Regions from separate parts of the Homo sapiens genome. Here region 2 is linked to region 1. Evidence: read pairs that join two places in POLR2A ChIA-PET (ENCODE). Cell type or tissue: OCI-LY7. All regions are shown on one strand. Each heading gives the region's core, and the rest is flanking DNA. Links, peaks and the distances in the headings are about the cores only. Region 1 overlaps PALM (paralemmin). Region 2 holds the start of LOC124904606 (a long non-coding RNA gene).

Region 1 (10,289 bases), core at 741-8,740:
CCACCTCAGCCTCCCAAAGTGCTGGGATTACAAGCGTGAGCCACTGCGCCCGGCCATTCATTCATTTTTGAGACAGAGCCTCATGCTGCTGCCCAGGCTGGAGTAGGGTGGTGGGGTCATGGCTCACTGCCCCCTGGACCTCCCAGGCTCAAGCAGTCCTCCCACCTTAGCCTCCCGAGTAGCTGGGACTACAGGCGCACACCACCACACCTTGATAATATTTTTTATTTTTATTTTTGGTAGAGATGGGGTCTTACTAGATTGCCTAGGCTGGTCTCGAACTCCTGGGCTGGAGTAATCCTCCCACCTCGGCCTCCCAAAGTGCTAAAATTACAGGCGTGAGCAGCTGTGGTTTTGCTTTTGTTTTGTTTTGCGACAGGGTCTCACTCTGTTGCCCACGCTGGAGGGCAGTGGCGCGATCTCGGCTCACTGCAGCCTCGACCTCCCGGGTTCAAGTGATTCTCCCACCTCAGCCTTCTGAGTAGTTGGGAGCAATTCTCGTGCCTCAGCCTCCACGCCCAGCTAATTTTTGTATTTCTTGGTGGAGACAAGGTTTTGCCATGTTGGCCAGGCTGGTCTCGAACTCCTGACCTCAAGTGATCCGCCTGCCTCAGCTGCCCCCTGATATTTGTTAAGCGCCTACCACATACCAGCCCTGGGAGGTGAGGCTACAGCTGCACTGGGTGGGCTGTTTTCAAAAGACAATGATTGGGCCGGGCGCGGTGGCTCACGCCTGTAATCCCAGCACTTTGGGAGGCCAAGGCGGGCGGATCACCTGAGGTCAGGAGTTCGAGACCAGCCTGGCCAACATGGTGAAACCCCTGTCTCTACTAAAAGATACAAAAATTAGCCGGGCGTGGTGGCAGGCACCTGTCATCCCAGCTACTCAGGAAGCTGAGGCAGGAGAATCGCTTGAACCCAGGAGGCGGAGGCTGCAGTGAGCTGAGATCCTGCCACTGCACTCCAGCCTGGGAGACAGCAAGACTCCATCTGAAAAAACAAACAAAACCACAATGATTGGATAAGAGCGAGTCTGGGGTTGAATCCGGACTTGGATCCTTTGCTGTGCGTCCTTGGGAGGCTCGTCTCCCTGTCTGGGCTTTTGCAAGCCCAGGCTTGGGAGGTGGGGCTGGTGGGTCTTTCATCCTCTGTTTGCCCCTCCTGGGGCTGCAGAGTAGGTCTTGGTGGGCAGGAGGGTGCAGAGAGGACTGTCCTGATCTGTCTTATGGTCTGGGCCAGGAGGTGATACACTTCCTTCTTCCCGAAACACCCTTCTCTGGCCTTTGATGCCTGGTGAACTCCTATGTATCCTTGGTGGCCCTGCCTCAATGTCCCCTTCTCCCCAAACCCTTCCTGGTCGCTAGGCAGAGCCTCGTCCCCTCCTGTCCTGGCTTCCTTGGCCGCTGAGGGGGCAGGGAGGGCCCCACTTTACAGAAGGGGAAACTGGGGTTCAGAGATGAAATCCCTTGCCCTGGTTACCCCTAGGGGAAGAGGCAGAGCTGGGATTTGAACCGCGTCTGACGGACAGCAGGGCTCAGTGAACCAGAGCTTGACCTTATCTCCCTCCCGCAGGGTCCTGGCGGCAGAGACCACGTCCCAGCAGGAGCGGCTGCAGGCCATCGCAGTGAGTTTCCGCCGCCCCGCAGACGGTGTGGTCAGGGTGGGGAAGTGGGGGGACCTGGGGTCTCGGGCCCTGGACCTGTCCTAGGACCTGGAACCAGGGCATGGTGGGTGGTGAGTTATTTGCTTGGGAAACTTGGATCCTGCTGACCCGCAGAGAATGGAAGTGGAGACCCCCTGAGTCGGCAGCTCCTGGACCCCCGGCCTCGCTCTGCCTGATGGGTCGGTGGGGAAACTGAGGCTGGCATTCCCTGGAACCCTGCCCTCGTCCTGCAGGAAAATAAACTTTGGTGATGGGAGCACAGATGTGCTTTGGTGCCATCTTGGTGGCCTCTGGCCCAAGAAGGCCCTCTTGGTGTCCGCAGACCCCTCTCTGTGACCCGACCCTCCTGTGACGTGGCCCGATTCCTGGGTTCAAGTGACTCTCCTGCCTCAGCCTCTCGAGTAGCTGGGATTATGAGTGACCGCCACGACGCTGGGCTAATTGTTGTATTTTTAGTAGAGATGGGGTTTCACCATGTTGGCCAGGCTGGTCTTGAACTCCTGAACTCAAGTGATCCTCCCGCCTTGGCCTCCCAAAGTGCTGGGATTACAGGCGTGAGCCACCGTGCCCGGCCAGTCATTGATTTTCGAGACAGGGTCTTGCGCTGCTGTCCCGGGCTGGAGTACAGTGGTGCGATCCGCTGTCACCTGGAAGCCAGTGGGCCACGAGGATCCCCGGACAGAGGAAGCAGGATCGGGCTGGGCAGAGCCTTGTGTGGGGGTGGGGGGGTCTCCGGGACCCCCACGCCCATCCCTGACCCCACCCGGCCCTCCCCACAGGAGAAGCGGAAGCGGCAGGCGGAGATCGAGAACAAGCGCCGGCAGCTGGAGGACGAGCGGAGGCAGCTGCAGCACCTGAAGGTACGAGCGGGGCAGGGACCCAGGGTCAGGGAGTGCAGGCGGCTGTGAGGCGGAGGCCCCGGACTCCTGCCCAACCCTGACCCTGACCCCAATCCCAACCTGACCCTGACCCTGCCTCCAGCCCTGACCCTGACCCCGACCCTGACCCCGACCCCGACCCCGACCCTGACCCCAACCTGACCCCGACCCTGACCCCAACCTGACCCTGACCCCGACCCTGACCCTGATCTCAGTCCTGACTCTGACCCTGACCTGACCCCAACCTCAATCCTGACCCTGACCTTGACTCTGACCCAGACCCTGACCCCCAACCTCGATTGTGATTCTGACCTCAGCACTGATCCCAACCATAACCCTGACCCCAACCTTGGTCCTGCCTCAACCCCGACCCTGATCCTGACCCTGACCTCAGTCTTAAGTCTTAACCCTGGCCCTGGTCCTGCCCACGACTCTGACCTGGATCCCTGCTGCTCAGTCCAAGGCACTGCGGGAGCGCTGGCTGCTGGAGGGGACGCCGTCCTCGGCCTCAGAGGGGGATGAGGACCTGAGGAGGCAGATGCAGGACGACGAGCAGAAGACACGGCTGCTGGAGGACTCGGTGTCCAGGTGGGGGCTGCAGCGTGGGTGCCACCGGGCTGGGTGGGGCCTCGGGGGCCGCTGGCTCCCGGGAGGGTGTGGGCTGGGAAGAGTCGTCAGTGTGCTTTGAGGGAGATGCGTGGACCGGGCAGGCCAGGACCCAACATGCTTTGAGGGGGACGCAGGACGGGACAGATCAGGTTGGGGCATCCACCTGGGTCTGGGGCAGCTTGCTGGGGGCAGAGGCTGGCTGCGTGGCCTCAGGCAGGGAGATACCCCTTTCCCTTCCCACCGCCCTCGTTTGAGCCAGCGAGGGACGTGGCGTCGAGCTCCTGGGTCCCTGGAGCTGGCCAGCGGGGGACGTGACGTCGAGCTCGTGGGTCCCTGGAGCTGGGTGTTGCCGGCATTGGCCTCCCTGGGGGCTTCCTGGCGCCAGCCCAGCTGGCGGGCAAGCGCTCCCATGGTTCGAACGGGATGGATGCAGAGCAGCTGGGCCCGCAGGAAGCTCGGGCGGGGGCAGGAAGGGGACAGGATGGGGAAAGTGGCAATCCCTGTGGGGGCTGGGACCAAAGGCCTGGAGTTTCCGGCGGGCGGGAGGCCCAGGCTGTGCTCGGGGGCAGCAGGGTCAGGGTGGAGGGAAGTGACGACCAAGATTCCAAACGTCTGCCCTGGCCAGGGAAGGTGCCCAGAGGCGGGAGGCCGGCCGGATCACACGGACCTCGCAGGCCCTTCCCAGACGCTGGGTTCTGACCCCGTGGGGGCCCCTCCCTGCCCAGTTCTGCCCATTTGCTTTGAAGAAAGCACGTTGGGGGTGTTCGGGATGGACTTCCCTCCTGGGCAGGGCGTGTAAAGGCATGGACAGGCCGGGTGCGGTGGTTCACACCCCTGATCCCAGCACTTTGGGAAGCCGAGGCAGGAGGATCACTTGAGATCAGAGGTTCGAGACCAACCTGACCAACATCGTGAAACCCCATCTTTACTAAAAATACAAAAATTAGCCTGGTGTGGTGGTGCCCAGCCTGTAATCCCAGCTACTCCGGAGGCTGAGGCAGAAGAAGGCCAGGCGCGGTGGCTCAAGCCTGTAATCCTGGCACTTTGGGAGACCGAGGTGGGTGAATCACGAGGTCAGGAGATCGAGACCATCCTGGCTAACACAGTGAAACCCCGTCTCTACTAAAAATACAAAAAAATTAGCCAGGCGTGGTGGCGGGCACCTGTAGTCCCAGCTACTCATGAGACTGAGGCAGGAGAATGGCGTGAACCCGGGAGGCGGAGCTTGCAGTGAGCCAAGATCTCACCGCTGCACTCTGGCCTGGGCAACAGAGTGAGACTGGGTCTCAAAAAATAAATAAATAAATAAAAATAAAGGCATGGACATGCTGGGCGTGGGTGGGGCTCACACCTGTAATGCCAGCACTTTGGGAGGCCGAGGCAGGAGGATCACCTGAGGTCAGAGATTTGAGACCAGCCTGGCCAAGATGGCGAAACCCAGTCTCTACTAAAAATGCAAAAATTAGGTGGATTAGTGGCGGGCGCCTGTAATCCCAGCTACTGGGGAGGCTGAGGCAGGAGAATTGCTTGAACCCAGGAGGCGGAGGTTTCAGTGAGCCGAGATCAAGCCACTGCACTCCAGCCTGGGGGACAGAGCGAGAATCTGTCTAAAAAAGGAAGGTATGGACAGGGTGGGGCAGTTCTGGTGGGTTTGGGGCCTTGGAATGAGCCGAGTGTTACCCACTCCCTGGGCCTCAGTTTCCTCACCTGTGAACCAGGGAGGCAAAAATCCCACGGTGCGTCTTTTTTTTTTTTTTTTTTTTTTTTTGAGAAGGAGTCTCGCTCTGTCGCCCAGGCTGGAGTGCGGTGGCGCGATCTCAGCTCACTGCAAGCTCCGCCTCCCGGGTTCACGCCATTCTCCTGCCTCAGCCTTCTGAGTAGCTGGGATTACAGGTGCCCGCCACGCCTGGCTAATTTTGCATTTTTAGTAGAGACGGGGTTTCACCATGTTGGTTAGGCTGGTCTCGAACTCCCAACCTCAGCTGATCCGCCCGCCTCTGCCTTCCAAAGTGCTGGGATTACAGGTGTGAGCCACTGCGCCTGGCCCCACTGTGCATCTTAATTCCAGCAAACATTAAGCACCAGCTGTGTCCCTGGGCTGGACGGGATGTTCAGACCGAGGTGGGGCTGAGACGGGCCTGGCCCTGTCTGCAGAGAGGTGGATGGTCAGACACCTGGGCGAAGGCAGTGGGAGTTACTGGCCGTGGGGGCTGGGCACACTGGTGTTCTTTTCACGCGGCCCTAGTGGGCACAGGCTCAGGCCCCTCGATGGAGGGTGAAGACCTGGCTTGAGGCCTAGTTTGCTTTCAGAGGCTTCAGCTTCACCCCTCCCCAGGGCAGCCTGCTTCTCAGGTGCTGAAACTGAGCTGCTCTGGGTCTCCACTACCCACCTTCTGCCTGCTCAGGGGCTCTGCCCAGGCACCTCCTGCAGGAAGCCCTCCAGGCTGACTGTGGGCTCCCAGACACCTCCTGCAGGAAGCCCTCCAGGCGGCTGTGGGCTGGACCCCTCTTCTGGTTGGAGGGGACACAAGTCTGGCTCTGTGTCCAACCTGTCAGCCTGGGCCCACCTTGTTAGACTTACGCACTCAGCCCTCGTCTGTCCTGTCCTCAGGCTGAGGCTGAGCTGCCGTGAATGTCGCCCGCCCTTGCCAGACCCCGGGGCTGGGATTTCATATCCCGGTTTTGTTTTCCTGGATCTGCTTGTCCCGTTATCTCTTCTAATACTTGGAAAGTGACATGGTTTTTCCAGTTTCCCTGGTGAGATAAAGTTTCCTGTTAAAATGTGCAAATTTGAGCGGGAAAGGAGAGTTCATTTGATACAGACAGTGACATAAACAGCGCAGGCCAGGGGTCAGGGGACACAGGGAGTCAGCCCTGGTTTGGATCCCGCCTCTGCTACCTGCTGGCCATGTGGCTTTTGCACTCCGTGCCTCAGTTTCCCCCATCATGAAAGAGCACGATGCCTCTTGGGGCTGCCTGGGAGCCTTAAATTCAGAGAGCTAGGCCGAGTGCGGTGGGTCACGCCTGGAATCCCAGCACTTTGGGAGGATGAGGCGGGCAGATCACCTGAGGTCGGGAGTTCAAGACCAGCCTGGCCAACATGGTGAAACCCTGTCTCTGCTAAAAATACAAAAAATTAGCTGGGTGTGGTGGTGCACGCCTGTAATCCCAGCTACTCGAGACCCTGAGGCAGGAGGATCACTTGAACCCGGGAGGTGGAGGTTGCAGCGAGCCAAGATCACGCCATTGCACTCCAGCCTGGGCAACAAGAGCGAGAATCTGTCTCAAAAAAAAGACACTGGGGAGCTGTCGTACAGAAGGTGCCCAGAGCCCCACCGGGGATGCAGGAGTCACCCTCACAGGCACACCCTCTCCCCAGGTTGGAGAAGGAAATTGAGGTGCTGGAGCGTGGAGACTCCGCCCCAGCCACTGCCAAGGAGAACGCGGCGGCCCCGAGCCCAGTCCGGGCCCCAGCCCCGAGTCCAGCCAAGGAGGAGCGCAAGACAGAGGTGGTGATGAATTCACAGCAGGTAAGGGGGTGACTGGGGGGAGCGGATCCCCAGGCACCCACTCCCGCTGGCCCCAGAGCGAGGCCCCAGCCCTTCCATGTCAGCGTAGCTGAGGGGACAGGCACAGACTAGAGCCAGGCACTTGATTTCCAGCTCACCGGAGCCACTTCCCAGCTGTGTGAGCCGGGACACGTGGTTTCGCCTTGCTGGGCCTCGGTTTCCCCATCTGTAAGATGGGGGAGTAATCAGAGCAGCCACCGCTGGGGGCATCAGAAGGACTCAGGGAAGCAGGAGACCCACCTGGGGGCATCAGAAGGGCTCAGGGAAGCAGGAGACCCACCTGGGGGCATCAGAAGGGCTCAGGGAAGCAGGAGACCCGCCTGGGGGCGTCAGAAGGGCTCAGGGAGCAGCAGGAGACCCGGTGCTGGTGGGTGTGGTCATAGTGTTTTTTTGCTTTTGTTGTTTTTTGAGACTCGTTCTGTTGCCCAGGCTGGAGTGTAGTGGTACAGTCTGCAACCTCCACCTCCCAGGTTCAAGCAATTCTCCTGCCTCAGCCTCCCAAGTAGCTGGGACTACAGGCGCCTGCCACCATACCCGGCTAATTTTTTTGTATTTTTAGTAGAGATGAGGTTTCCCCATGTTGGCCAGGCTGGTCCCAAACTCCTGACCTCAGGTGATCCACCCAACCTCGGCCTCCCAAATTGCTGGGATTACACGCATGAGTCACCTTACTTGGCCTGGTTATTTTGTTTCTGTGTTTGTTTTTGACACAGGGTCTCACTCTGTCACCCAGGCCAGCCAGAGTGCAGTGGCACAATCACAGCTCACTGCAGCCTCGACTTCCCCAGCTCCAGCGATCCTCCTGCCTCCGCCTCCCGAGTAGCTGGGACCACAGGCACGCACCACCACGCCCGGCTAATTTCTGTATTTTTGGTAGAAACGGGGTCTCTGCTGTCCAGGCTGGGGTTTTCATGGTTTCTATCGATCACCTGCATCTGTTTCATGTGGCCAAGGCTCCTGAAAGCCCTTCCTGTGGGAACAGTATCCCCGTGTGATGGAAGTAAAAATCGCAGCCCACAGAGGCAGAGAGGCTGGCTCAAGGCCACACAGCTGAGTGGTCCTTAGTGGAGTCGGCTGTTAATTCTGGCATCTGCCATCTAAGCCAGACGATGTTAAAACCAGACCCTTGGCCGGGCTTAGTGGCTCACGCCTGTAATCGCAGCACTTTGGGAGGCCGAGGCAGGCACATCATTTGAGGTCAGGAGTTCAAGACCAGCCTGACCAACATGATAAAACCCCATATCTACTAAAAATACAAAAATTAACCAGATGTCGTGGCCGGCACCTGTAATCTCAGCTGCTCGGGAGGCTGAGGCTGAGAATCACTTGTACCCAGGGGGCAGAGGTTGCAGTGAGCTGAGATCACGCCACTACACTCCAGCCTGGGAGACAGAGCAAGATTCTTTCTAAAAAAAAAAACCTGGTTCTGGGCACAGTCCTGGACCTCACTGAGCTCACGTCAGGTGGGAAGATGGCGTGTATTGGGGACCACCCAGGGAGGGTGGTCAGGCCGAAGAGGTGGGAAGCCCAGGGCGCTGTGGAATCCCCAAGGAAGTGCCTCATTCGTGGGAGGGCTGGGCAGGCGACCTGGAGGATGTGGGTTTCGTGGGAGGGCTGGGCAGGCGACCTGGAGGACGTGGGGTGGTTTTTTTGTGTTTTTTTTTTTGAGACAGAGTTTCACTCTTGTTACCCAGGCTGGAGTGCAATGGCACGATTTCAGCAACCTCTACCTCCTGGGTTCAAGTGATTCTCCTGCCTTAGCCTCCTAAGTATCTGGGATTGCAGGCGCCCGCCACCACGCCCAGCTAATTTTGTATTTTTAGTAGAGACAGGGTTTGGCCATGTTGGTCAGGCTGGTCTCGAACTCCTGACCTCAGGTGATCCGCCCGCCTCGGCCTCCCAAAGTGCTGGGATTAGAGGCATGAGCCACCGTGCCCAGCCAAGGAAGTGGGTTTTGAAGGTTGAATAGGAGTTCTCCAGGTGCTTTTCCCTGAAGGTTGTTTGAGCATGGACTAGTGCTGTCATGGGAGACTCAGCAATACACATGCACGGCCCCTGCCTTCCTGACGGGCACACCCAGTGACGTGATGAGGGAAGAGTGCACTGAGGGAGCATCAGACACCACAGCCCTGAGACAGGAGTGTGTCCCAGAAACAGCAAGAAGACCAGGGATGCCAGGGCACAGTTCAGGGAGAGGGGCCTGTGTGCAGGGTCTGACCATGCAGGGCAGAACGGGTTCAGACAGGCGACACTAGACCCTGAGCCTCGCACAGTGGCTCCCAGGAGGCCAAGGGAGGAGGATCGCTTGAGAGCAGGAGTGGACGAGACTGGAGGGGGCACGGAGGAGCCGGCTGGATTCAGGGTGGCCTGCGGGAGCCGCTGATGCGGGGGTATGTGGGGAGGGAGGGAAGAAATGAGATGGAGCGGACGTGGTGGCTCAGCCTGTAATCCCGGCACTTTGGGAGGCCGAGGTGGGTGGATCACCTGAGGTCAGGGGATCGAAACCAGCCTGGCCAACATGGAGAAACCCCGTCTCTACTAAAAATACAAAATTAGCCAGGTGCGATGACGCAGGCCTGTAACCCCAGCTACTGGGGAGGCTGAGGCACGAGAATCGCTTGAACCCAGGAGGCGGAAGTTGCAGTGAGCCAAGATTGCCCCATTGCACTCCGGCCTGGGCGACAAGAGCGAAACTCCATCTCAATAAAAAGAAAAAAGAAAGATGACCTCTGTGTTTCTGGCCAGAGTCCCAAGAGGATAGGATGAGAAGCGGGTGCGTATGACGTCACCCACTGTGCCATGCCCTCCCCAGGCTCCTGACCCCATGGCTCCCCTTCCTCTTCCCGGGGATGCTGACGCCCCTGACCCTTCTCTCTTCTTTCTTGCAGACGCCGGTGGGCACGCCCAAAGGTAGGACCTCTGGAAGGAACTCGTGGGGCCTCGGCGCACTCTGGTGGCCAGAGAGGGGATGGCAGGGCGGGGAGTGAAGCTACAAAGTTGCTCGGTGCCTCACGCCTGTGATCCCAGCACTTTGGGAGGCCGAGGCGGGTAGATCTCCTGAGGTCAGGAGTTCGAGACCAGCCTGACCAACATGGCGAAACTCAGTGTCTACTGAAAAAATGCAAAGACAATTAGCCGGGTGTGGTGGCTCATGCCTGTAATCCCAGCACTTTGGGAGGCTGAGGCAGGAGGATCGATCGCTTGAGCCCAGGAGTTCAAGAGCATGCTGGGCAACACAGGGAGACCCTGTCTCTGCCAAACATAAAAAAATTAGCCGCCGGCCAGGCCCAGTGGCTCAGACCTGTAACCCCAGCGCTCTGGGAGGCTGAGACAGGTGGATCCCTTGAGGTCAGGAGTTCAAGACCAGCCTGGCCAACATAGTGAAACCCCGTCTCTACTAAAAATACAAAAATTAGCCGTGTGTGCTGCACGCCTGTAGTCCCAGCTGCTCGGGAGGCTGAGGTGGGAGGATCACTTGAGCCCAGGAGGTTGAGCTGTGATCGCACCACTGCACCCCAGCCTGGGCGACAGAGCGAGACCCTGTCTGTAAACTGCATTTCACGGAACGTG
Region 2 (10,289 bases), core at 1,237-9,236, 350 kb before region 1:
CCCCTCTGTGCCCCACCCAGCCTCTCCCCCTCTGTGCCCCACCCAGCCTCTCCCCCGTGTGCCCCACCCAGCCTCTCCCCCCTGTGCCCCACCCAGCCTCTCCCCCTCTGTGCCCCCACCCAGCCTCTCCCCCTCTGTGCCCCACCCAGCCTCTCCCCCTCTGTGCCCCACCCAGCCTCTCCCCCCTGTGCCCCACCCAGCCTCTCCCCCCTGTGCCCCACCCAGCCTCTCCCCCTCTGTGCCCCCACCCAGCCTCTCCCCCTCTGTGCCCCACCCAGCCTCTCCCCCTCTGTGCCCCACCCAGCCTCTCCCCCCTGTGCCCCACCCAGCCTCTCCCCCTCTGTGCCCCACCCAGCCTCTCCCCCTCTGTGCCCCACCCAGCCTCTCCCCCCCCTGTGCCCCACCCAGCCTCTCCCCCTCTGTGCCCCCACCCAGCCTCTCCCCCCTGTGCCCCACCCAGCCTCTCCCCCTCTGTGCCCCACCCAGCCTCTCCCCCTCTGTGCCCCACCCAGCCTCTCCCCCCTGTGCCCCACCCAGCCTCTCCCCCTCTGTGCCCCACCCAGCCTCTCCCCCTCTGTGCCCCCACCCAGCCTCTCCCCCTCTGTGCCCCCACCCAGCCTCTCCCCCTCTGTGCCCCACCCAGCCTCTCCCCCTCTGTGCCCCACCCAGCCTCTCCCCCTCTGTGCCCCACCCAGCCTCTCCCCCTCTGTGCCCCACCCAGCCTCTCCCCCTCTGTGCTGTGTGCCCCCACCCAGCCTTTCACCCTTCTGTGCTTGGTGGTTTTCTACTCATCATTGAAGACTCAAGCCTGTCGGTCCCCCACGCAGGGAGAGTCCCTGACCATCCCTCCCCTTTCTGGGCTCCCAGGCCTAGGACCCCCACCCCTACCCCCACCCAGTGCTAGCCCACCCCGAGGACTGCTCTGTCCCTCACCCCTGCCACCAGCGTGGGGCCGGCCCTCCGGGCATGGTGACCACTCGGCACGCAAGAGACCCAGTTCATCGACACACACAAAGCCCTCTCCAGCTCCCATCCCATCTCCCTGATGCTCTGCTCCCAGACGCAGCCTCACCACCACCTCTGTCAGGAAAGGGGTCTCTCGGAGGACTCCAGGCAGAAGGGCCCCGGGGAGGATCCGGTCCCATCAAGGAGGCCATGGGAAAATCCCCTTTCTTGGCCGGAAGTCTCGTAAACCCTTACCTTGCACTCAATGATTTACTTTTCTCTCTTAAGTTAAACTGGATCAAGATCTGCGGGTGCCTTTCACAAAGAGATGAGTTAGGCATTGTTGCCGCTGGAGGGCCTGTGGCCACTGCAGTGTTTCCAGGAGACCTCGTTCAGAGCAGGGCGCCGCACCCCGAGGCTGCTCCCTAACCCTACTCCAGGGAGGCGCGGTTGGGGGTCTGGCAGCCTCCGGCTCTCAGCACCCAGGCAGCACCCAGGCTGCAGCGCGTTTAGCCCTCATGGCAGCCCGTTGTGGAGAGGAGAGGCAGATGAGCGCTCCAGGGTCATGGGGAAGCTCCCAGGGCCACGCGGCTGGTGGAGCTGCACCCGGCACCTTCTCGGGGGAGTCAGGGCTGGATGTCTCTACGGCAGGAGCCGGAGGAGCTCAGGAGCGCGCGGGGACAGCAGAACTCTGCCCGCACTCGGGGGAGAGTTGGAGGGTCCACGTCTGCTCCAACATCCTGTGGAAAAGCAAGACGTTCACAGCCAAGGAAGTGCATGATTTCTGAATGTTGTGTGATGTTGCTTTGAGCAGAAAATAGAGGGGGACGGGGACCGGGCTGTGGGATGTGTGGGGTTCTGACTGCCCGGACCTGGGGCGTCCGCCTGGCAGAAAATAAACCAGGTCCCTACTGTGTTCCTCTCTGCTGTGGCCGCCTTAACACATATCACAAGCAGAGGCTCCAGCAACACTGAGCGATTACCTGGCCGCCCTGGGCTCAGAAGCCCAACATGGATCTCACTGGACTCAAGCCACGGTGTGGGCAGGGCTGGTTCCTGCAGCCTTCAGAGGAAGGCCCGTCTCCTGCTCATTTGGTGGCCACAGAATTCAGTGCCTTGTGGTCGTAGGACTGAGATCTGCGTTCTTGCTGTGTGTGTCAGCCGGGGGCCCTTCCCAGCGTTGCTGTGTGTGTCAGCTGGGGGCCCCCCAGCACCCAGAGGCCACCGCTCTTCTCAGTCCTGGCCCCTCGCTCCATTTTCAAAGCCAGCAACGGCCAGTCAAGCCCCCTCACATGGATGCTCCACTGGCACTCATCTCTGAGCAGGGCTGGGAAACCCGTTTGGTTATTACGGAAACAGGTGATTGAAGGTCAGCCTGGATAAGCCAGGTGCTCTGACCCTCCACGTCTGCAACCCCAGTCCCACCTGCGAAGTCCATTTTGCCACATAAAATAACATGCTCCCAGTGTCAAACTCAAACGAGCACATAGAGAGGCATTTTTACGTAAGACATTTTGTTTGGGAAAATACATAAAAACAGAATTGAGACCTGGCGCGGTGGCTCATGCCTGTCATCCCAGCACTTTGGGAGGCTGAGGCGAGCGGATCATGACGTCAGGAGATCGAGACCATCCTGGCTAACACGGTGAAACCCCGTCTCTACTAAAAATACAAAAATTAGCCGGGCGTGGTGGCGGGCGCCTGTAGTCCCAGCTACTCGGGAGGCTGAGGCAGGAGAATGGTGTGAATCTGGGAGGTGGAGGTTGCAGTGAGCCGAGATCACGCCACTCTGCACCCCAGCCTGGGCGACAGGGCGAGACTCCGTCTCAAAACAAAAAACAAACAAAAAAAAACCAAAAAAAACAGAATTGCAATTTCGGGCCTGTACACAGACCGGGAGGTCTTCGGTATATCTGCAGCAGGTTGGGGCTTTTACTAGAAGGAACAATGTTGCGAATCATTTCGAAAGAAAGCTCGCAAGAACTGGAAGCTTTGGGAGCTGGTGAGCTGTGACTGGGAGGGAGGTGGGGGCAGAAGGGACCTGGTGAGCTGTGACTGGGAGGGAGGTGGCGGCAGAAGGCGTCTTCATTTAGCTGAGGTCACCTCCACAGCTCCCAGGTCAAATTGGCTTTAGGGTCACGGCAGGCGGTTTCGGGCGCTGGCCTGTGACGCCGTCCTGGGCAGGCGCGTGCATCTGAATGCTTTTTACCTGGTCTCTCGACTGTTGCGTTGGGTAACTCCCATCCATATCACCAGTTTCACACCAGGTTCCAGGGACGAGGATGTGGACACCGTTGGGGATCACTATTCCTTCTGTGACACCTACCTCATACCACACACAACAGCCCTCAGTGGATACGTGAAAGCTGAAACACAACTTCAAAACTTACAGAAAAAAATGAATGTGACCATGCTTTTGCGCTCCATGTAGGGAGTAATTTTTTTAACAAGACATGTAGAGTGCTAATCATACACGACCAATAAGTCGGCCATATTAAACTGAAGCCTCATGTTCAGGACTCCTCAAAAAAGTGGAAACAGAAGCCACGAATGGGAATGCAGCATCTGTCACATCTATAATTGATTAGTACCCACCATGAATAAATAGCTCCTATAAATGAATAAGAAAATAGATGAGTGCTGGCTGGGTGCGGTGACTCACGCCTGTAATCCCAGCACTTTGGGAGGCCAAGGCAGGCGGATCACAACGCCAAGAGATAGAGACCATCCTGGCCAGCATGGTGAACCCCGTCTCTACTAAAAATACAAAAACTTAGCTGGGCGTGGTGGCGGGCGTCTGTAATCTCAGCTACTTAGGAGGCTGAGGCAGGAGAATGACTTGAACCCAGGAGGCGGAGTTTGCAGTGAGCCAAGATCCTGCCACTGCACTGCGGCCTGGGTTACAGAGTGAGACTCCTCTCAAAAAAAAAAAAAAAGAGCAGAACCCTGGTGATGAGCAGATGTAGGACGTGGGGCAGAACCGTGGTGATTGATGAGCAGATGTAGGAGGTGGAGCAGAACCGTGGTGATTGATAAGCAGATGTAGGAGGTGGAGCAGAACCGTGGTGATGAGCAGATGTAGGGGGTGGGGCAGAACCGTGGTGATGAGCAGATGTAGGAGGTGGAGCAGAATCGTGGTGATTGATAAGCAGATGTAGGAGGTGGAGCAGAACCGTGGTGATGAGCAGATGTAGGAGGTGGAGCAGAATCGTGGTGATTGATAAGCAGATGTAGGAGGTGGAGCAGAACCGTGGTGATGAGCAGATGTAGGAGGTGGAGCAGAACCGTGGTGATTGATAAGCAGATGTAGGAGGTGGAGCAGAACCGTGGTGATGAGCAGATGTAGGAGGTGGAGCAGAACCGTGGTGATTGATGAGCAGATGTAGGAGGTGGAGCAGAACCGTGGTGATTGATGAGCAGATGTAGGAGGTGGAGCAGAACCGTGGTGATTGATGAGCAGATGTAGGAGGTGGGGCAGAACCGTGGTGATGAGCAGATGTAGGAGGTGGAGCAGAACCGTGGTGATTGATGAGCAGATGTAGGAGGTGGAGCAGAACCGTGGTGATTGATGAGCAGATGTAGGAGGTGGAGCAGAACCATGGTGATTGATGAGCAGATGTAGGAGGTGGAGCAGAACCGTGGTGATGAGCAGATGTAGGAGGTGGAGCAGAACCGTGGTGATGAGCAGATGTAGGAGGTGGGGCAGAACCGTGGTGATGAGCTGATGTAGGATGTGGAGCAGAACCGTGGTGATGAGCAGATGTAGGAGGTGGAGCAGAACCGTGGTGATTGATGAGCAGATGTAGGAGGTGGAGCAGAACCGTGGTGATTGATGAGCAGATGTAGGAGGTGGAGCAGAACCGTGGTGATTGATAAGCAGATGTAGGAGGTGGAGCAGAACCGTGGTGATGAGCAGATGTAGGGGGTGGGGCAGAACCGTGGTGATGAGCAGATGTAGGAGGTGGAGCAGAATCGTGGTGATTGATAAGCAGATGTAAGAGGTGGAGCAGAACCGTGGTGATGAGCAGATGTAGGAGGTGGAGCAGAATCGTGGTGATTGATAAGCAGATGTAGGAGGTGGAGCAGAACCGTGGTGATGAGCAGATGTAGGAGGTGGGGCAGAACCGTGGTGATGAGCAGATGTAGGAGGTGGAGCAGAACCGTGGTGATGAGCAGATGTAGGAGGTGGGGCAGAACCGTGGTGATGAGCTGATGTAGGAGGTGGAGCAGAACCGTGGTGATTGATGAGCAGATGTAGGTGGTGGGGCAGAACCGTGGTGATGAGCAGATGTAGGACGTGGGGCAGAACTGTGGTGATTGATGAGCAGATGTAGGAGGTGGAGCAGAACCGTGGTGATGAGCAGATGTAGGGGGTGGGGCAGAACCGTGGTGATGAGCAGATGTAGGGGGTGGAGCAGAACCGTGGTGATGAGCAGATGTAGGAGGTGGAGCAGAACCGTGGTGATGAGCAGATGTAGGAGGTGGAGCAGAATCGTGGTGATGAGCAGATGTAGGAGGTGGAGCAGAACCGTGGTGATTGATGAGCAGATGTAGGAGGTGGAGCAGAACCGTGGTGATGAGCAGATGTAGGAGGTGGAGCAGAACCGTGGTGATGAGCAGATGTAGGAGGTGGAGCAGAACCGTGGTGATGAGCAGATGTAGGAGGTGGAGCAGAATCGTGGTGATGAGCAGATGTAGGAGGTGGAGCAGAACCGTGGTGATTGATGAGCAGATGTAGGAGGTGGAGCAGAACCGTGGTGATGAGCAGATGTAGGAGGTGGAGCAGAACCGTGGTGATGAGCAGATGTAGGAGGTGGGGCAGAACCGTGGTGATGAGCTGATGTAGGAGGTGGAGCAGAACCGTGGTGATTCATAAGCAGATGTATTAGGTGTTGCTGTTGCTGGGGCTGTGGCAGGAAGTGGTTGATCACATTCCTATTCTCCAGTTGGGTAATGAGCTCATGGTTGAATCGTGAATGGGTAAATGAATGGGTGGATGGAAATAATTATGGTTCACCTAATTTTATGCCCCTAAGGTCCTTGCAAAAGAAAACGGAGGGAGGAGAGAGAGGAGAAAGGGGAAGAAGTCGCATTCAAATTCACTCTCGCCAGTCTCTAAAATGGCAGATTCGTTTTGAAACAACTCCAGATTAAGCCTACAGAGGGAAGGCATGGCTGATTCTGCTGAGCACCTATTACAGCTTCAGCAGCATACCTCGTTTCGGTCCACAACAGCTGTGTAAGATTGTGACGGAGCTGGAAAGTTCCTGTTGCCTAGTGAGGTCATGTCCTAGCGCAGAACGCAGAATCACGAAGAGTGACGAATGCCCGCCGTCAACTGCTGGCCGGGCTGCGTGTCATGCAGCAACGCACAACGGAAGCACACCCTTCTCCTGTTCCCAGTGGTCAGAGCCACCCAAGTCGGGGGTGTGGGCCCCCAGCACTTCTACTTCAGGATGGAGACCCCCTGCTGCCTGGCTCCCTCCCCAGGCCCGCCAGGCTAGTCCCCTCCCCTGTCCCTCTCTCAGGCCTGCTCTCATAGCCACGCGGGCCTTTCTGCTGCACACGCCAGCTCAGTTCGGGGCTCAGTAACCCCCTCCCAATTCAGGGGCATGACTCCTTCCAGATTCTCCTTAAATATCACCTCCTCCAAAAAGCCTTCCCCAATCACCTCGTCTAAAGTAGGGCCCCCTCATTTTTCTACCTAAATCTATGGGGAGTTTGTTTGCTTAGTTGCATGTATCATGATCTTGCTTTGTGTTGACTTTTTACATATTTATTGTCTTTTTATCTCATTAGCATATGTGCTCCAATAGGGTGGAGACTGTGATTTATCTTGTTCATGCCTGGACTTCCAGCAGCATTCAGAACAGAACTTCTTTCTTTCTTTCTTTCTTTTGAGATGGAGTTTCGCTCGTGTTGCCCAGGCTGGAGTGCAGTGGTGCGACCTCGGCTCGCCGCAACCTCCGCCTCTTGGGTTCAAGCATTTCTCCTACTTCAGCCTCCGGAGTAGCTGGGATTACAGGCGCGCGCCACCACGCCTGGCTAATTGTATTTTTAGTAGAGTTGGGGTTTCTCCGTGTTGGTCAGGCTGGTCTCGAACTCCCGTCCTCAAGTGATCCGCCCGCCTCGGCCTCCCAAAGTGCAGAAGAGAATTCCAGGAAGCCTCGAGAGTGAGTGACGGCCCGCGGCCCCCGGCGAGGAGGCAGCAATACCACAGGCGACCACCAGCTGCCGCCGCAGTCAAGGGCAGTTGGTCTCCCCTCGCCAGGATTAACCCTGGACCGAGGGCTCCCGAACCGAATCGTCCCCACAGCCTGTCCTGCGAGGGCGGCTTTCCCCATTACCACCCTCGTTTCACCAAGGAGAAAACGAGCTCAGAGAGGCAGTGCATTGGCCCGGGATTGCACCGGGCGCGAACCCACGTCAGCTCCCGCAGAACCTAGATCATTCGCTGCCACCTCCCTCCGGGCCTGCTCTCGCAGTGTTGGGTGGGAACAGAACAGCCTTGGTCGTGGCTGAGGAGAAATCCCACAGATGTCACTGGACGAGGGTGACGGGTGGGGCCGGGCTTTCCCCTGGGTACAGGCACAACCGTGCTCTTCCCTCGCACAGTGACCCGCGGTGTCATCCACAATTCACAGCCTGTTTCCCAGAGGAGGGGCTCGGAGCGGTGCCCTCCAGGTGCCGCCAGCAACACAAGGCCCAGACTACAGAACACCAAATACTGTGATGAGAAATTACTTCCCTTTTCCTTCAGGGCCAGTCCTGGCTACCCCAAGGGGAAAGTCGCAGCTTGGTGCAAATGAAAGTTCAACTGTCCCCAGCATTGTCAATGGTTTTTACAGAGAGAGAGCAGGCCCAAGCCTGGGGCAGAGCATAGGAGCTGGTTAGTAACCTTGTTTTGTTCTCACTGCTGTTTGTTTGCATGCCTTTCTGGCTTTGTTTGTGTTGTTGTTTTGAAATAATTGCGAACTTTCAAGAAAAGTAGTATCATTTTGAAAGAAAGCTCCCTGGAACTGATGAAGTGGGAGGGAGGTGGGGGCAGAAGGCGCCTGGTGAGCTGTGACTGAGAGGGAGGTGGGGGCAGAAGGCGCCTGGTGAGCTGTGACCGGGAGGGAGGTGGGGGCAGAAGGCGCCTGGTGAGCTGTGACTGGGAGGGAGGTGGGGGCAGAAGGCGCCTGGTGAGCTGTGACTGGGAGGGAGGTGGGGGCAGAAGGTTTCTTTGTGTCACTGAGGTCACGTCGGCAAACATAGTTATCGTTATCCTCCTATTTGCCTAGGGAAAGCACCAGGATGTTTAATGCCTACAGTCCAAAATTGGTTGGTGGAAGTACCTACTGTCAGTCCCATCAGTAGATTCACTTATCACATGGTAAGCGGGATGTCACTCAGGCCACGGGTAAATTATTTACAAGACTTTTCTTATCAAAGATCATTAAAATTTAGACCTATAGGGAAACCTTGCCCCAAGGAAATTCCCAAAGGATCAAAAAATACAGAAGTTTTAGTTTGGAAAGAATGTGTGGCCAATAGTGCGGTGATATTACAAAACAATGAATTCGGAACTATTATAGATTGGGCACCTCGAGTCAATTCTACCACAGTTGCTCAGGACAAACTCGGTCGTGTCCAAGTGCACAAGTGAGTCCAGCTGTTGATAGCGACTTAACAGAAACTCTAGACAAACATAAGCATAAAAAATTACAGTCTTTCTACCCTTGGGTATGGGGAGAAAAAGGAATCTCTACCCCAAGACCAAAAATAATAAGTCCTGTTTCTGGTCCTGAACATCCAGAATTATGGAGGCTTACTGTGGCCTCACACCACATTAGAATTTGGTCTGGAAATCAAACTTTAGAAACAAGAGATTGTAAGCCATTTTATACTATCCACCTAAATTCCAGTCCAACGGTTCCTTTACAAAGTTGCGTAAAGCCCCCCCTTATATGCTAGTTGTAGGAAATATAGTTATTAAACCAGACTCTCAAACTATAACCTGTGAAAACTGCAGATTGTTTACTTGCATTGATTTGACTTTTAATTGGCAACACCGTATTCTGCTGGGGAGGGCAAGAGAGGGCGTGTGGGTCCCCGTGTCCACGGACTGACCGCAGGAGGCCTTGCCATCCGTCCGTATTTTGACTGAAGTATTAAAAGGCGTTTTAAATAGATCCAAAAGATTCATTTTTACTTTAATTGCAGTGATTATGGGATTAATTGCAGTCACAGCTACGGCTGCTGTAGCAGGAGTTGCATTGCACTCTTCTGTTCAGTCGGTAAACTTTTAATGATTGGCAAAAAAATTCTACAAGATTATGGAATTCACAATCTAGTATTGATCAAAAATTGGCAAATCAAATAATGATCTTAGACAACCTGTCATTTGGATGGGAGACAGGCTCATGAGCTTAGAACATTATTTCCAGTTACAGTGTGACTGGAATACGTCAGACTTTTGTATTACACCCCAAATTTATAATGAGTCTGAGCATCACTAGGACATAGTTAGACGCCATCTACAGGGAAGAGAAGATAATCTCACTTTAGACATTTCCAAATTGAAAGAACAAATTTTCGAAGCATCAAAAGCCCATTTAAATTTGGTGCCAGGAATGGAGGCAATCGCAGGAGTGGCTGATGGCCTCGCAAATCTTAACCCTGTCGCTTGGGTTACGACCATCGGAAGTTCTATGATTATAAATCTCATATTAATCCTTGTGTGCCTGTTTTGTCTGTTGTTAGTCTGCAGGTGTACCCAACAGCTCCGAAGAGACAGCGACCATCGAGAACGGGCCATGATGACGATGGCGGTTTTGTCGAAAAGAAAAGGGGGAAATGTGGGGAAAAGCAAGAGAGATCAGATTGTTACTGTGTCTGTGTAGAAAGAAGTAGACATGGGAGACTCCATTTTGTTCTGTACTAAGAAAAATTCTTCTGCCTTGAGATTCGGTGACCCCACCCCCAACCCCGTGCTCTCTGAAACATGTGCTGTGTCCACTCAGGGTTGAATGGATTAAGGGCGGTGCGAGACGTGCTTTGTTAAACAGATGCTTGAAGGCAGCATGCTCGTTAAGAGTCATCACCACTCCCTAACCTCAAGTACCCAGGGACACAAACACTGCGGAAGGCCGCAGGGTCCTCTGCCTAGGAAAGCCAGGTATTGTCCAAGGTTTCTCCCCATGTGACAGTCTGAAATATGGCCTCGTGGGAACGGAAAGACCTGACCGTCCCCCAGCCCGACACCCGTAAAGGGTCTGTGCTGAGGAGGATTAGTAAAAGGAAGGAATGCCTCTTGCAGTTGAGACAAGAGGAAGGCATCTGTCTCCTGCCCCTCCCTGGGC

Evidence for each region. ChIA-PET counts read pairs that join two places held together with the same protein. Peaks named below come from ENCODE experiments on the same cell type or tissue, not always from the same donor. Only the 100,000 strongest peaks of a DNase experiment are listed, where the experiment ranks them.
Region 2: POLR2A ChIA-PET joins it to region 1 with 6 read pairs; 1 of 35 experiments calls an interaction of 5 or more read pairs at or near these places.

What each region holds. Positions count from the first base shown.
Region 1 is chr19:724,566-734,854 of GRCh38, forward strand. PALM (paralemmin) reads left to right here. Exons shown (of 9, transcript NM_002579.3): 2 at 1,573-1,624; 3 at 2,443-2,523; 4 at 2,999-3,129; 5 at 6,530-6,680; 6 at 9,608-9,629. Among named protein-coding and RNA genes, the nearest start is that of PALM, 21 kb to the left of the region's middle. RefSeq lists an enhancer at 9,740-9,789. In OCI-LY7, for the core only: CTCF peaks have their summits at 6,891 and 7,092; a DNase peak (open chromatin) is centred at 5,111; H3K27ac peaks cover 1,435 bases.
Region 2 is chr19:376,896-387,184 of GRCh38, forward strand. LOC124904606 (a long non-coding RNA gene) reads left to right here and starts at 5,655. Exons shown (of 3, transcript XR_007067071.1): 1 at 5,655-5,686; 2 at 5,723-7,834; 3 at 8,229-9,786. RefSeq lists enhancers at 5,838-5,937, 6,098-6,167, 6,913-7,439, 7,248-7,447, 7,440-7,966 and 2 more. In OCI-LY7, for the core only: CTCF peaks have their summits at 7,207 and 7,415; DNase peaks (open chromatin) are centred at 5,265, 5,854 and 8,176; H3K4me3 peaks cover 1,885 bases; H3K27ac peaks cover 3,260 bases.